Regions from separate parts of the Homo sapiens genome. Here region 1 is linked to region 2. The links are chromatin loops, found by intact Hi-C in ENCODE. Cell type or tissue: CD4-positive, alpha-beta T cell. All regions are shown on one strand.

Evidence for each region. Peaks named below come from ENCODE experiments on the same cell type or tissue, not always from the same donor. Only the 100,000 strongest peaks of a DNase experiment are listed, where the experiment ranks them.
Region 1: a loop joins it to region 2, with 4 times the contacts of the local background. A loop is called at or near these places in 5 of 110 quality-filtered maps.

The regions. Positions count from the first base shown.
Region 1 is chr3:14,661,365-14,669,364 of GRCh38, reverse strand. CCDC174 (coiled-coil domain containing 174) reads right to left here. Exons shown (of 11, transcript NM_016474.5): 5 at 7,658-7,835; 6 at 4,242-4,337; 7 at 2,418-2,560; 8 at 1,847-1,941; 9 at 1,184-1,316. LOC124906215 (a long non-coding RNA gene) reads left to right here and starts at 3,303. Exons shown (of 3, transcript XR_007095827.1): 1 at 3,303-3,728. In CD4-positive, alpha-beta T cell, no CTCF peak of the experiment used is centred here; no DNase peak of the experiment used is centred here.
Region 2 is chr3:15,435,831-15,443,830 of GRCh38, reverse strand. EAF1 (ELL associated factor 1) reads right to left here. Exons shown (of 6, transcript NM_033083.7): 5 at 7,256-7,489; 6 at 1,218-4,722. The coding sequence ends at 4,676. Among named protein-coding and RNA genes, the nearest start is that of EAF1, 12 kb to the right of the region's middle. In CD4-positive, alpha-beta T cell, no CTCF peak of the experiment used is centred here; DNase peaks (open chromatin) are centred at 2,700 and 4,650.

The DNA.
Region 1 (8,000 bases), 770 kb after region 2:
CAATCTGCACAGCTTAACATGTTATAGAGCGAGCATTTATCTGAAACTAAACAGATGGTTTTCAAATTCCTAAATGTTTCTGGTCTGTTTTGTTCAGACATTAGGAAATGGCCCATGGCTTCACATAAGCTTTGTGAGAGCTGGAGAGCTATACGTCCCTTCATACCCACACTCCTCCTTTTCCTTTGGGTAACAGAATGCCCCCCGGTTGCAGCTGAGCATGTGGCCACCTTGCTGGAGAGGCCATTTCCCAGCTTCTCCTACAGTGAGGTGTGGCCCACAGGACTGAGCTCTGGCCAGCAGGATGTAAATGCATAGGCTGTATGTAACTTCCCACTCACATCTCTAAAAAGGAAGGTGGCTCCCCTTCCCAGTCTCCCTGCCTACCCCTAGGCTGGATCATGAACAGGTGAGCAGGGGAGCAAGCTTTGACTATGCAGAAGAGAAAAATACTCTAGGAAATGGCAGAAACAGCAAGCCTGGAGGAAGCCTGGGACTAGATGACCATCTAGGGCAGAGCTACTCACATGCCCTGGATACCCACTCACCCACCTACCTCCAAGTTGTTAAGTAGAGAAACAGATCTCTATTTTGTTTGAGCCATTCTATGTAGGAGTCTCTAGATTGATGGCAATTTAGCCTGTACTACCACAACTCATGCAATAAGCTAGTCTGACATAGCATTTAACAGTGTTTCCAAGGGGAACCGTGCTCCAAGTTCCACATCACCAACTTCTGGAGCACAGTTCTTTGGTAAGCTTTGGCAAGCTGTCGATATTCATATTTCTAAATTCTTTTACTATGTAACTTTATGAATATAAATTTCTTTAAATATATATATAAAATAACCAATAGCAAAAAATTTAAGTCTAAAACATATATATGCAAAGCTAAACTTTATCTTAAAATATCTCTTTACTAAGTCTCAATTACAAGACTATGCCATTCTAAGATGCAACACAATGTATTGTTGCTTCATATCCTCATCTATAGCCTAAAAATATTGAATGTCATTCTGCATCACTTTGGTTATAAAAATTGCTCCTGCCAGTACCTCAAAGGTATACTGTTTGCTTAAATATAAAACTAAATGGCTAATTTTCACATTGCCAGCCCTATTAGCAAGACATCAATGGAAATAAAATTTTCCCTTTTGAAGTTCAGCAACATAGCCATGATATACCTCTATTTTCTTCTTCTGTTCCACCTTCTTTTGATTTTTTCATCTTTTTTTGTCGAAGTTTGGCAAGTCTTGCCTCTAAGATAGCCTTTCGCTTTTCCTTTATGTTTTCTCGTTTTGTTCTCTGATCTGTTGTCTGAACAGAAAATCAGAAAATTATTTGCTTGAAGCCAAATTTGCAATATTCCTGTCCAAAAAGATGAAATTTTCTTCTAAAAATAGACTAGTTAATTGATCTTCAGGCCACCTCTAAGAAGCTGTCCTTGAGATCCTCACAATGAAGCCCTATGAAGTACTCTCCTATGAACCCTCTGATGTCTTACAAAGTTTCATAAGAGTTCACAGAGCATCTTGCAAGCCTTAACACTCAAGAAAACCAACCCATTCCGTCCTACACCTTAATCCTTTAAGTAACTTTCTATTTTCCCATCCAAGCCACCCCAAAAGTACCACATTTGGGACCAGATTTAAAACATCAAAGTTACACAGGTTACTTGTGAGCAGTTATAAAATTTGAAACACAAAAATAGTATGGCAACTACCTTTATGCAATTCTGAATATCAATTTTAATTTCTAACTAATTTACTAGATTTTTCTGCAGTATGGTCCAGCAAGAAACCAAGCGCTCACATCTTTCCTCACAGTCACTTGGGATTTATCTGTACCTGTTCACGCAGCATCTCTAAGGTTTTCATCTGCTTGTTTCTCAACTCTTTGTCTCGGGCAAAGGCAAAATACCCAACACCAAGTTGCCGGGCCTCTGAAAGAAGTATGAATTACCCAAAAGATCAGACTGTCCTGATCATTCAACTACACTCAAGCCACATTTCCTACCAAAGCAAAAAGAAACACAGTGATATTTGGCACAAGTTTTAAAAAGAAAAAGAAAACAGCTAAGCGAAGAAACAAAAAACCAAAGAAACACAAAAGTTAGACCAAGTTTTCGTCCTGTTTGCCAAGGGAAGCATAACAAGGGTTCGTTTGCTTTCAGCCATGGGCTGTCTCCACTTCTCTCAGGGAACAATCCCTTGGATTACCAGACCCTCTGTCAGGAAGATATTCCCAAATGTGAGTATTTTAAGGCTATGAAGTGAACAAAGGAGATATTTTCTATTTCCAAAGCAGGATCTTTAATTTCCATGTAAAAGCTATTGCTTTATGAATACTTCCCTTTATGTTTGCCATCAGTTTAAGGTTAAAAATAAGATTTGCAAAGCTGCAAGAAAATAGTCATACCATTTTCCCGAATGTCTTCATAATGTACGGGCCCCATGGGCCTCTTCAGGGCCTCTCTTTCTTCTTCCTCCCATTGCTGGCGCTGAAGTTCTTTTCTCATATCTTCAGATAATAGGGTTTTTTCATTAGCAGGACTAATAAAACTAGCAGGAAAACAGAGCAAAAACTATCTTCAGATAAGGATTGAGATATCAGTGTTTAAGTACAGTCAGTTGCATCATGCATAAGTAACACTATTTGATAAAGAAAACAGGGAACTACAGAGGCTTCTGACCCACAAGACTGCTGGAAAATCAATAAAACAGCCTTCGCCTTTTTTTTTTTTGGAGACTAGTCTTGCTCTGTCGCCCAGGCTGGAGTGCAGTGGCACGATCTCGGCTCACTGCAACCTCGGCTTCCCAGGTTAAAGAGATTCTCCTGCCTCAGCCTCCCGAGTAGCTGGGATTACAGGCACCCACCACCACATCTGGCTAATTTTTGTATTTTTAGTAGAGACAGGGTTTCACCATGTTGGCTAGGCTGGTTTTGAACTCCTGATCTCAGGAGATCCGCCTGCCTTGGCCTCCCAAAGTGCTGGGATTACAGGCATGAGCCACTGCGCCCGGCCAGCCTTCACCCTTCTTACTCAAGCACCAGACTTGTTACCTTAGCCTGACGGAATCTTGCCTGAGCACTCAAGACAAAAAACTTTCCTTCCACCCAGGTCCTGGGCTGACCAGATGGGAGGTGGCCCAGGCAGGGAGGAGGAACTCTGGGTCTCCTCCTGTGGATGGTCTCTCATCTGGGGACATGAAAACTGCTTAGCACTGTGGCCTGAGTGGTGTCTCCTGTCCTTGCAGATGGCTGGGCCCTGAGAGGCTCAAAGGTTTCCATTCTCCCTTTCTTTCTTTTTTTTTTTTTTTTTTTTTTTGAGACGGAGTCTCGCTCTGTAGCCCAGACTGGAGTGCAGTGGCGTCATCTTGGCTCACTGCAGGCTCTGCCTCCTGGGTTCACGCCATTCTCCTGCCTCAGCCTCCTGAGTAGCTGGGACTACAGGCGGCCGCAACCACACCTGGCTAATTTTTTTTTTTTTTGTATTTTCAGTAGAGACGGGGTTTTACTGTGCTAGCCAGGATGATCTCGAACTCCTAACCTTGTGATCCGCCCGCCTCGGCCTCCCAAAGTGCTGGGATTACAGGCGTGAGCCACCGCGCCCAGCCTCCATTCTCCCTTTCTTATGCCAAGCCAAAGGCTATGTGCTGGATGCCTGAACCTGCAGGACTTGGACAAGGTGGAGTTTCTCCCAACACTTTTCACATAAAAGTTCCTATGGTAAGAGGAATTTATTCCCCTGGATGTTTCAGAGTTATCTCTTAGGTCTTACGTTTTAGAGTTATGTCTTAGGTCTTAGGCCCTGCTGAAAAATCTAGTTATAAGGCCCTTACTTCAAAAATGCAATGATACATAAAGAAAAAGTGAGTAAGTTCTCTCCCTAGAGCCACTTGTTTGTGGGATAATCAAGTGTATATTCTCAAACCACTTGTCTCCACAAAGCCTGGTTTGCTGGTTTCGTTTGGGTTTATTCTGTTACTCTGTTGTCAGACATCCTTCCAAGTAAAAGAGACAGCTCTACTCATCCACCAGTCAGGTTGTTCCCCAAGTGTGGATTATGTGTGTATGTGCATGCTAACCACTAAAAAGTGCTTCAATCAATCAATCAATCAATCAATATCTCCTTACTGGAGCAACAGAGATCATTAATTATAAAACAGCCTCCCCTCACAAAACAATCCCTGTGGCTGCATTTCAGACCTTGGCAGAGCTCTGTATACCACACACACTTACAGTCTCCCCTGAAGATTTTTATCCATCTCCAGCAGATCTGGCAAATCCTTTCTCATACAGCGCCGGGAACGCCCCAAAGAGTCCACGTAATCCACCCTGAAATGAAAGCAAAAAGATGTGAAGAAGGACTTGTACACATGTACAAGCCCCTAAGTCAGGGAGTAGGTGAACAGTGAAGGGGGAAGATAGGCCTCACTACCAAGAAGAGCCCCCAACCTCAGAGACCACTACCACTGATAGGAATATGCTTTTTAAAGCTGACACACAATAAGCTCATTGTGCCCCTTATTAAATATTAGTTTTAGAAACTGTTAACAATAATTTTGATCATTTATGCCTTTGATCTCACAGATAAATCACCCACACGGAATTTTGCTGCAGCATCTACGAACTTACTTTAACCTAGTTGAGACAATTCCAGACATTTTATCAGTATCTTAATAACTTTGCCTTGTGCCTGAGATTCTCAACTTGCTCATTTCCTCACAGTCTTCAAGTCTGACTTTTTATTCTTTCTCTTATTTCCTCTAATTGGTATAATTCTACCCAATGTATTAGCAAACTCTTAATGTAAGAAATGCACAGTATTTTTCAGAGTTGGACTCTTCTTAATTAGGAGGAAGCCAAACACCATACCTCTCTCCTCATCTTTGCTCAAACTAGACAGTGGTCAGACAGCTAAGCCAGGCAGATAGCAAGGCAAAGTGAAATATTCTGACTTCCTACAATGGAAAATACGGACAGATGTTCATGAAAAACATCTCATTTGTATTATGACGCAACAGATATTTTACTTTTTAAATTATGGGCAGAGAACCTCCTAGAGCCTTTAGCAGGGTACCGAATACACAGTAAGGTCCAATAAGTACTAGCTGGCAGACCAATTCAAGGTCAGATTTGGCAGGTATGTGGCTTTGCTTTTGTTAGCAATTTTTTTTCCTCTCAAGCAATGCTGATTTCAATTGTTAGTTGTGATTTAAAAACTGAGTGTTTACTCTAGTACTGAAGCTGATTATCACAAGAAATAAAACCTCCAACTGCAGCAAGCAGTTTCTTTCTTCCTTTTTTTCCCCCCAAATGGATGGGGGAAGAAAACCATCTAGCCAGATGGTCTGTGTAATTATTTACAGTATCTTTACGGAAAGATTTTCTACCACCTGGAATTTAACTATCAAAAGGATTTTACAAGCAATTACAATTCTGGAGCTTAATTTAAAAACAAAAAAATGTGTCAGAACTGCTTGCAGAGCGTCTTCCTTCACCATATGGTGGCATGTGACACCTTCAATTGCCCTCCAAACTCTTCAAATCACTAGCAAATTGCTTGTAATCACACAGGCATTAATAAGCAAAAATTTTTAAAAAGACATTAGACCTTTCAAAGGAGATGAGATTTCTGCTATGAAAAGCAATCATAGACCATTCTGTTTCTGGAGAAGGCCTCCAAAACATACAGATCTCATTAAATAGAAGAGGCAAGACAGTAGTCAGCCACGGCTCCATCTAATCAGCAATCACCCACTGAGCAACCCCTGCAGGCAAACAAAGCTTTCCCCAGGCAAGGAGAGTAATACAAGAGGGCTAACAGCCATGCCATCTTCCAAGGGTCTAGGGAAGTTAAGGCACACACCCATGAAACGCTTATTAACAACACTGGGTACGTAAAGACTACCAAAAGTTTGCTAAAATCTTTTTCTGATAATGAGGCCTAGTATGTGTCAGTAATAAATAAAAGGTAATACCCGAAGAGCAGGAAGTATATTAAGTGCTACCTGACTTCAGATGAGGGAGCAATCACTTAGACATTAGAAATGATAGGCCAGGCGTGGTGGCTCACGCCTGTAATACCAGCACTTTGGGAGGCCCAGGCAGGAGGATTGCTCAAGCCCAGGAGTTCAAGAAGAGCCTAGGCAACATAGTGAGACCTTGTTTCTACAAAAAAAATTAAAAACTGAGGCAGGAGGATTGCTTCAGCCCAGGAGGTCGAGGCTGTGATGAGCCATGATCATGCCACTGCACTCCCACCTGGGTGACGGAGTGTGGAGACCCTGCCTCAAAAACAAATAAATAAAAAAGAAAGAAAGAAATGATGAAGAAAGACACCAAAAGAAGAGACTGCATGTTCTTCTCTTTTGGTTTCTTATAGCTTGCAGGCTGACACCTGTTCCAAATGGTATCAAACTATTTAGATCTAAGTTTTTAAGACAGTAGGTAAAAAGATACCTGTTTTATCCCAATGAGAATGTTATTTCTAAACCAACATGGACACCCTCAGTAGAATGAAGATGCAGTTTCTCTGCCATCCACAGTAGCTGGGACTGCTCTCTTCAGCTCATCAATGACTGCCCACAAGGCCAAAGGCTGACAAAAGATGAACGCCTGCTACAAAGAGTCCTGAGCAGTTCCTAACAAATGCCCACCACAAGGAGGACATTTGAGCCTTGAAAGGAGGATAAGAAGAATCCCAAAGGCAAGAGGATGGGTTCCCAGGAAATTGTCAGAGCATCAGTACAGCTCTCAGCAATTTCAAGCACTGCTGAACAGTTTCCAAACAATAATATCTTAGGTAGAAAAAAATCATTGTAACAGAATTCCCATTCTGGTCTCTCTACTTATTGATACAAAGTCTCTTTAAGGAAAAGACGAGTTTGGTTCTTCTATCATTCATCTACATATAGGCAAAATTCAGGAAAATGACAATAATAAAAGTTTACAAAATGCCTGCTTATACTCCACAGGCTGCACTTTCTTGTGTAGCCTGGAACACTTACTTCTTGAAGGGGGGCGGGGGGGTGTTAAAGCAAAGGGCCATGGGAATGAGGCATTATAATCTCTATTTTATAATGGAAGATCCTGAGCCTCAAAGACTAAGGAACCTGATTAAGATCATACAGCCAGTAAAAGGTGCAGATGGAACCATCCAAGGCCCACGAGTCCACACCACAGTGCCAAACAATGTCACAGGCGGAGTAAAACACACTGTGCCACCTCTGCCGGCTTCCTTCTCCTAGATGACAGCTCTCCACCATGTCAGAACAAGAACACGGGTAAGGCAGCAGCACAGGTACAAAAGGAAGGCGCTCTGCCCTCACTGTTTCATGTTAGTGAGCCAGGCAAGCCAAGTCTGCCAGGCACTGGGTTTCCTTCGGCCTGGCACAGAGCTGGGCACACAGCAGAAGCCCAGTCAGTATTTGTAATTATATGTAATTATTGTAATTATTGTAATTATGTCTTCATTTGAGCTACTGTTTTTACAACTATAATAACCTAATCCAACCTAACTTAAAGGGAAGTCTCAAAAGAACACCCAGGAAGAATAAAGAGAAATGGCTCGATAACAACCCAACAAAATCACTCCCAAAATGTCAGCGCAAGTCTGAGGATGTTCCTCTGAGCTAATCCATGATGTTACCAACCATTCTTCACTGGGGTCTTGGGGAGGAGGGATCTCTCCCTCAGGAAGGTTTTCCTCATCGTCGTCCCTTTCTCCTGCCTTTTGAGAATCTCTATGGGCACCAGATGCCTCCATTTCTTTGCGCTTGTCTATGATCTTCTGTGTGAAATCCACAAGGTACATATCCTCTACTTCTTCATCTAGGACATAAAAATCAGTTTTCAGACATCAAAAAGGAAAATCACACATGGAATGGACAAGAAGCAGTCACATTCATTGCCTGGTGGCCCCATCACCCCTGACAGCTCATCAGCCAATGCCTCCACTCCCCAAATGTTTACAAAGACACACAGCTACCTTGGGAA
Region 2 (8,000 bases):
TCTCAAACATGGCAGTCACAGGGCATGTGAATGTAATAGATGGCATTAATAGCCACAATTCTTCCCACCTCCCTGTATCTACACCCTTTCCAATCTCTTTTTCAACTCCTCCCATCAATTTTGGGGAATGGATTTCCCCACCCCTTCATTCTGAACTTAGCTCTCTAACTTGGTTTGGCCAATGATGTCTTAGCAATTGTGACAGAAGTATTTTGGTTCCTCTCTTACTCTTACACCTCTCTGCCTTTGCCATGACAACATGCCCAGGCTAGGCTGGTGGAGATGACATGGAGCAGAGCTGTTGCCCCCACTCTGCTGGCCAAAGCCATCCTAGATCAGCTGAACCTCAGTCAACTGCCAGGCCTATGAGGGAGCCAATCAAGACCAGAACTGTCCAGCTAAGGCCAGTCTAAAGCCAACTCAGACTTGTGAGCAAAATAAATGCTTATTAGTCATTGAGTTTTGGGATGGTTTGTTACAGAACATTACAGTGGCAATAGTTAACTGAAGATAAAACTCCCTTCAGTGATGGACACCACCACTTCCCCACTGAGATGGTTCAAGTCTAACTCCTATTACCATCTGAGGGAACAAGCACATTGCAGAATTAAGTAGCAGAGGATTTCTAGACTTAACACGTAATTTAATTCAATCCAAATATATTGAGCACCCATTAGAGACACTACAGCGAATTAAAAAGGAATATGGCCACTGCCTACCTAGAAGTTTATACAGTCTAGCAGAGGAGCCAAGACCACAGGTAAATGTGAGCACTGCTGAAGCAGAAGTGGAGAATGGAAGCAGGAGGTCAGGATTTCTAGCCAAATGTCAGCTGGGAGTCAGAGGTGTGTGTGGCATAGCATTCCAGGCAGAAGGAATCTGGTAAACTAAAATGACAATAGGATATGTCTAGGGATTCAGTTTAACTGTTGCATGGTTCTCAGACCCAAACTAAGCCCTCCTTCTCAGACCAAGTAAAATGGCCTCAGATGTAATTCAGTTTTGAACTTCATACCTTTTAAAAACTGAAGTTCGTCCTTCAGTTTTGAATGTCACACCTTTTAAAAGCTGAGGTATACTTCCTAATGATTATAAACACCAAATTAAAAAGGAATCCATTTAGTTAGCTATTTAGGCTTAAGCACAGAAGGTTCTTAAAAGAACCCTATATTGCTCATTGATTTCTAAAAGAAAATGAAACCCACCAAGACAAGAAATGTGTTGCTGACCTTCACTTTTATTTAAATATAGTGATCTTTTAAGAGAATAAACAAAAAATACTTTACACAGCAAATATTTTACATAAATGTAAACATGCATGTCTACTTCATAATTAAGCAAAAAAACTTTTAGGCACAAGATTTTAAAAATAAAGAATGAGACAATGAAACCAAGACTGGAATAACAGAAGTAACAAAAACTCACATTTCCTAACTCTTCAATTGGTCTTGTCTTCCAACCTATTGGTTAAGGCCTGAGTTTCAGAAATCCTACCTTCCTTGCCAAATAGAAACATCCACTTTGGCTGTATATAACATTATCCACATAACACACTAATTCTCTTTCAAAATAATGTAATAAATATACCATTCATACACACACACACACACACACACACACACCCTGCTGAACCAGCCTCTCAAATAGGAAAATAAGGATTTTGGAATTTTCAAGTTTTCCTACAACCAAAGCACATACACACACATTAACACCTTACATAGAAAAAATGATTCTGCTACAGAAATAAAATCGTTAGTGAGTGGCATGATTACAAACCTCTAGTTCATTTGTATTAAGTTTCTTCAATCACAACTTTACTAAGGCTTACTAAGCGCCTCTGACACTTCAGATTTAATTAAGTTTTTCATCTCATCTAAATGACCCACAGTACAGTAGACATTGTACAGCACAAAAAAAAGGCAATTTTAATAATTCAGTTAAAGACTTCTAAATCATGAAAGTCAGCATGGATACTTTCAGCTGTCTCCAAATGCCTGGAATGTTTTCCTATGTCTATCCTCTGCACTTCACTGGCTGGGTAGTCTTCTCTGCCTTCTACCCCACCAGGCTACAACCATTTGAATGTCCATTCCTGTGGATACCCCAGGGAGGAGATGAGAATGACAGTCCCTGCTTTTTTTTTCCCTTTTTCTTTTTGTAGAAACAGGGTCTCGCCATGTTGCCCAGGCTGGTCTCAAACTCCTGGACTCAAGCAATCCTCCCACCTCAGCCTCCCAAAGTGCTGGGATTACAGGCATGAGTCACCACAGCCAGCCCAGTACCTGCTTTTAAGGAGCTCATACCGACCAGAGTTCAAGCAAAAAAAAAAAAAAAAAAAAAAGGTCAGTATGTACACACAGGGCACTCCATGTGGGTTGAAAAAAAAGACAAGAGTCCACAAAGATGGTACCCACAGAACCTCAAAAGTGGGGTATGGAGGGAGAGAAGGAGAATGAGAGAAGGCACAGAGGCAGGAAGAACAAGTCCGGTTTGGCTGGCAGGAGGGCATCTGTGAGAAGCCATCTGTGAAGCCAAATTCTTGATTTCTAAAAAGAAAAGATTGCTTACTCTGGTGGGTAAAGCTGGAGGGCAGAGGGCAGAACCACCAAAGGCTTTGTGCAGAGAACAAAATTGAAGCCGTGCTAGAGAAAAACCATACAGTGTTGGGCAGGACAGATGACAGGACAAACGGTCTGAAGCTCAGGAAGCTTGACTCACCAAGCCAGTGCCACGTGCAAGCATTTCCTATAGAAACACGTCTTGACCCAACATGCCAAAAACCATAGTTCTGTCTACAGAAATCAAGGCTTTCAGAAAAAAGTTGGGGAGGAGAGAAAGAGAGAGAGGCTTAAATAGATATTTTTAGTTCAAGTTCCTGGAACCTGCCCCAGTTTGAGCAAGTTAAGAGCAGTGAAACAATTCCTACATCCAGTAACAATTCAAGTCTCCTGATCATGACCTTGTGAAACCTTCCCTGAGCTGTCATTACCAAGGAATTATAAAGCAATTATCAATCCACTATAAATAAGTTCCTACCTGCCATTAAATCCACCAAAATCTCATGATGGGCTGAGAGCCCAGCACGGGGTCCTAGCGTAGACCTATTACCTACACTAGGGTAGGTGGTGTGAGCATGCTGCTGGGCAGTGGCTCTCTGGGCTCACTATGATGATGAAACAGTTGACTCTATGAAGTTTAACTCTAATGAAAGCCCCTATGACAGACCACCTATTTCCTTTCTAAGTCCAGACTGCTTCCCCTCCACTAGCTGGGGAGGGAGAGGCCATATGAGTGGAGGGACCTGTGGAGGAAAAATTATTATTACTACCTTGATGTCCGCTGAACCAAAGTGGATGGAAATTTCTCAGGACATATTCATCCAAACTACAAAAACAGGTTACTCCATACTGATTACAGGATGATTTATCACACATTCATTAAATATAGAACATTGACTAGCAACCAGTTTCCTCCAACAACAGATCCATTTGGAAATGGCACACTGTAGAAGGCAATCTTGTGACTTCCTTCTAGTTGTATATAAAAAATACAAATCGGTCAGGGAGTCAGGTACAAAACAGTGGTACAAAAGCATGAATAGATACGCCTTATCAAAGAATGTGCTCATTTCATATTGCAGAACTTCTATCTAGATTCTGATTTTTAGAAACTTACTGCTGGTTCATTTGTTCGGAGAGGTTTCTTCACACCTCTCTTCCACTCCTACCTCCCCTTGCTAAAATCCACTGACTGAAGAATACTTAGTATGGATCCACATGGAACCAAAATCCCCAACTGAATGGAGTCACATGCATCAGCACAGTGGCTACCGGTTTCATCTGCTCACCCAGCCTCATGTATTTAGGGACTGAATTCAAGCTAGAAGCACCCAACACTTTTGTCTTTTGGAATCTAATCCAAGTGCCAATGTACATCTAAAAGTCCCATGTATAGGAATCTCTTGATTCCTACAAATGAGATTCAAGGGAGAGAACAGTGAGGAAAGCCCAGAGAGGGGGCAGGAGACTGGCCACAAGCCAGGTGTGTACTTCCCTTTCTTAGTCTGTAAATGACAGGTTGAGCTGGCAGGACTCCATGGTCCTCACCAACTGACACTCAAGGACTCCATTCTGTATTCTGAGGTCCATTTCTATCCAGGCTTGTCAGGCTGAGTCAGACAAAACTTCCTTACCACTTTGTGTCAACAATTTAAAGTGGTTTTAACATACTTCTATGATGTAGTTTGAGGTTTTCCCTCTCTCTCCTACCCATCAAAGACTTCATTCCACTGGTACCAACCACTTGGCCAAACTGATGGCTGCTGAGGTTTAAAACTGAATCTCTGGCCTGGTGAAGATATGGCCTTTGAGTAACTTAGACCAGGGCACATTTATCTGTTTTTCATTAACAATTTTAACTAAATAGAAATATAATTCTGTTAGCTCTTCTACAGGTCTACTTAAACTTTGAAAGATGAGATTGTTCAAAAATGACACGAGAAAATCACCCATCACCACTAAGTTAAAGACTTGAATATGTGAGAGTTCCAGAGCCTCAAACTCCTACTACAGTCACTGATCCATAACATTTTCCTCTTGCAATGGACTCCACGCCAAAGTAGCTCAGTCTTGCGGCATGTTTGTGCACCAAAAAGTAGGTTTCGAAAGATCCAGCACTAGTCATCACTGTCACTGCCAGACTCACTCAACTGCAAGTCATTTCCTATTTAAAAAAAAAAATAAAGTAAAATCATAGAATCAAACAAAAGTACAGAATTTAAAAATGACTTCCTCATAATTTTTTGTTAATTGCCTTGGCTATCACACTACAGTAAAACCTTGTTAATTCAACTTAGGGAAGAAAATCAAATTGGCTCACTGAAACAAAATGGTGCTTTTGGTTATCTACAAAGCACAACAATACTGCATATTAGGGTAGAGCAAAGGAGAAGTAAGCTGGATAACTTTTAAATGGTTTAATAAATAGCAAGAAAATATTTAAAATATGTCTGGGCGCAGTGGCTCACGCCTGTAATCCCAACACTTTGGGAGGCCAAGGCAGGGAGATCATTTGAGGCCAGCAGTTGGAGACCAGCCTGGCCAACGTGGCGAAACCCCATCTCTACTAAAAATATAAAAATCAGCCACGTGTAGTGGGACATGCTTGTAATCCCAGGTACTTGGGAGGCTGAAGCAGGAGAATCGCTTGAACCCAAGAGGTGGAGGTTGCAGTAAGCCAAGATTGCACCACTGCACTCCAGCCTGGGCGATAGAGTGAGACTGTCTCAAGGAAAAAAAGAAAAAAGAAAAAAAAAAAAAAAGAAAATATTTAAAATAACTGATCACCATTCGGAAGAACTGATCACATTAAGTTGCTTTATAAAGGCAACTTAAGAAAATATCCGGTAGGCTTCCCATTAAGAAAGGTGAATACTGTTAACACCAGTAATATGCTAATGCAGTATCTGCTCTGGCACACCTCTGTCCAGGATAGTCACGTTATCTTAAATTTCAAATCTGAACTAACGTGCTTTACAAAACCCCAGATTCCTGTTTACTAGGCAGAATTTAGAAGAATATAATTACTTAACATTTCAATCTAATACAATAGGAATACATATAACAGAACCCCAGTTGATACCACTTGTAGCAAAAGTGATTTTCTTTATTTCCAAATTGCTAATCTCTAGGCCAGTTCTCCTCAAAGTCTATTCTGAGGACTCGGGGTTCCATGAAACCCTTTCAGGGGGGTCTGATCCTGAGGTCACCCCTTTTCTAACTACCTAGAATGCCAGATTTTCTTCATATACTTCAGTCTCTATGTTAAAGATGGGGCATATAATGGCAATGTCTTGAGATATTTTTGGTTGTCATGGGGCTGGGGAGGTGGGAAGAGACTGGTACTGGCATCTAGTGGGTAGACGTCAGGGATGCTCTTAAACATCCTACAATGTGCAGGACAACCTCCCACAAAGAAGACTTATCTTGCCCAAACTGCCCATAGTGCTGAGGTTGAGATTATCTCTGCCTGGTCCACAATAGTTGGATTAACTAGGTTAACTTCCCCACTGTTACCTCTAGACCTTCCAACTTCCTTAAAGGAAGGTGTACCAAGAGAGAACATTCATCAGGGTTCCAAAAAGAGAAAAGCATAGAAAATTAGCCCTCTGTTCACCTTCAAAACAAATAAATTTTTGTTCTTGTTTTCCTGTTTTACTTTAGTATCAACTGCATTAAAACACACCGAGGCCAGGCATGGTGGTTCATGCTTTTAATCACAGCACTTCGGCAGTTGGGGAAATTACTTGTACCCAGGAGGAGTTCAAGACCAGCCTGGGCAAAACAGTGAGACCTTGTCTCTACAGAAAATTTTAAAAATGGCTGGGTATGGTGGCTCATGCCTATAATCTCGGCACTTTGGGAAGCCGAGGTGGGTGGATCACTTGAGTCTAGGAGTTTGAGACCAGCCTGGGCAATGTGGCGAAACCCTGTCTCTACCAAAAAAAAAAAAAAGGATCATGCCGCTGCACTCCAGCCTGGACAACAGATCAAGACTCTGTCTGAAGGAAAAAAAAAAAAAAAAAAGCCACCACACTGTCTGGGGACAGTGGATTCTTTTTTATAAAAGTTCAAGATAGGCAGGCATGGTGGTTCACACCCATAATCCCAGCACTTTGGGAGGCCGAGGCAGGCAGATCATTTGAGGCCAGGAGTTGGAGACCAGCCTGGCCAACATGGCAAAACCCCATCTCTACTAAAAATACAAAAATTAGCCAGGTGTGGTGGGACATGCTTGTAATCCCAGGTACTTGGGAGGCTGAAGCAGGAGAATCGCTTGAACCCGAGAGGTGGAGGTTGCAGTAAGCCGAGATTGCACCATTGCACTCCAGCCTGGGCGACAGAGTGAGACTCTGTCTCCAGAAAAAAGACCAATGGGCAGAGAGCAGTATGGTGGCAGGTAGCTCCCCGAAAGTCTGGTATAAAAGCAAAAACAGCCTATCTGTTCATGTTTTAGTGTTTTCTAGAATTCACAAACACCGGTATGAGCCAGTGGGGAATAGAAATAGAAAGAACAGATTTTTCATCTCATTTCCCTTTTTTACTGTTTAGTAACTCACACCTTTCTGCTCCAAACTATTTTTAACAAGATCCTCTCCCATGCCTTAAACATCTTTAGGTTTGTAAGTTCTGGCACAGGATAAATAGAAGCTGCACCTATGGCCCTCTCTCAGCCATAAAAAGGAGTACACACTTACTGAGGGTGTTCATGAGCTGGTTGCTTCCTTGTGGCCGGCTGGTTCCATTGGCAACGGCAGGCCTACTGTTGTAGGGCTGCTGGTGTGAAGGCTGCGGAGGAGAGGCTGGGCCATTGTCCTCGCCTCCACTGCTGGAGCTATCGTCATCACTTCCCGAAGAGCTCTCAGAGTCTGAAGAGCTGCTCCCACTGCTGCTGCTCATTTGTTCAATAATGTCAACTTCAGCCCTCAGCTCTGGAATAAAGGATATGACATGGATCAGCACAGCAGCCCTTTTCAAGGCAGTGCATTGGAGCTTCTATAAATAGTAAATCAGCAAAACCAACAGCAATAAGAAATAATTTAAAACAAAGTCCTACTTCTCAATACCTTAAAAAATGTACAAACAAAATTACCAAAACAAAAACACAGCCTGTTTCCAGAGACACAATGGAAACATTAAATTCACTCAAAATAAATAAAAAGCAAGACTGTTTCAGAATAATGGCTGTTCTGTGTAAGAAATGAATTAAGTCCATTTGCCTTTATCTACTAAAAGAAAAATTATGAATATTATGAACTATGGGATAAAACCATAATTCCCACATAAGAGAAGACAAATATTATGTAAAGTGGTTGAAAAATATTTGACTAGGAGTTGGGAGGTCTGAGTGCTTGTTTTGGATTTACCTCTAACCAGCAGTGACACCTAGGTAGAAGTCAATGAATTTTCCAAGCCACTCTGGAAAAATGAAAACCAGACAGC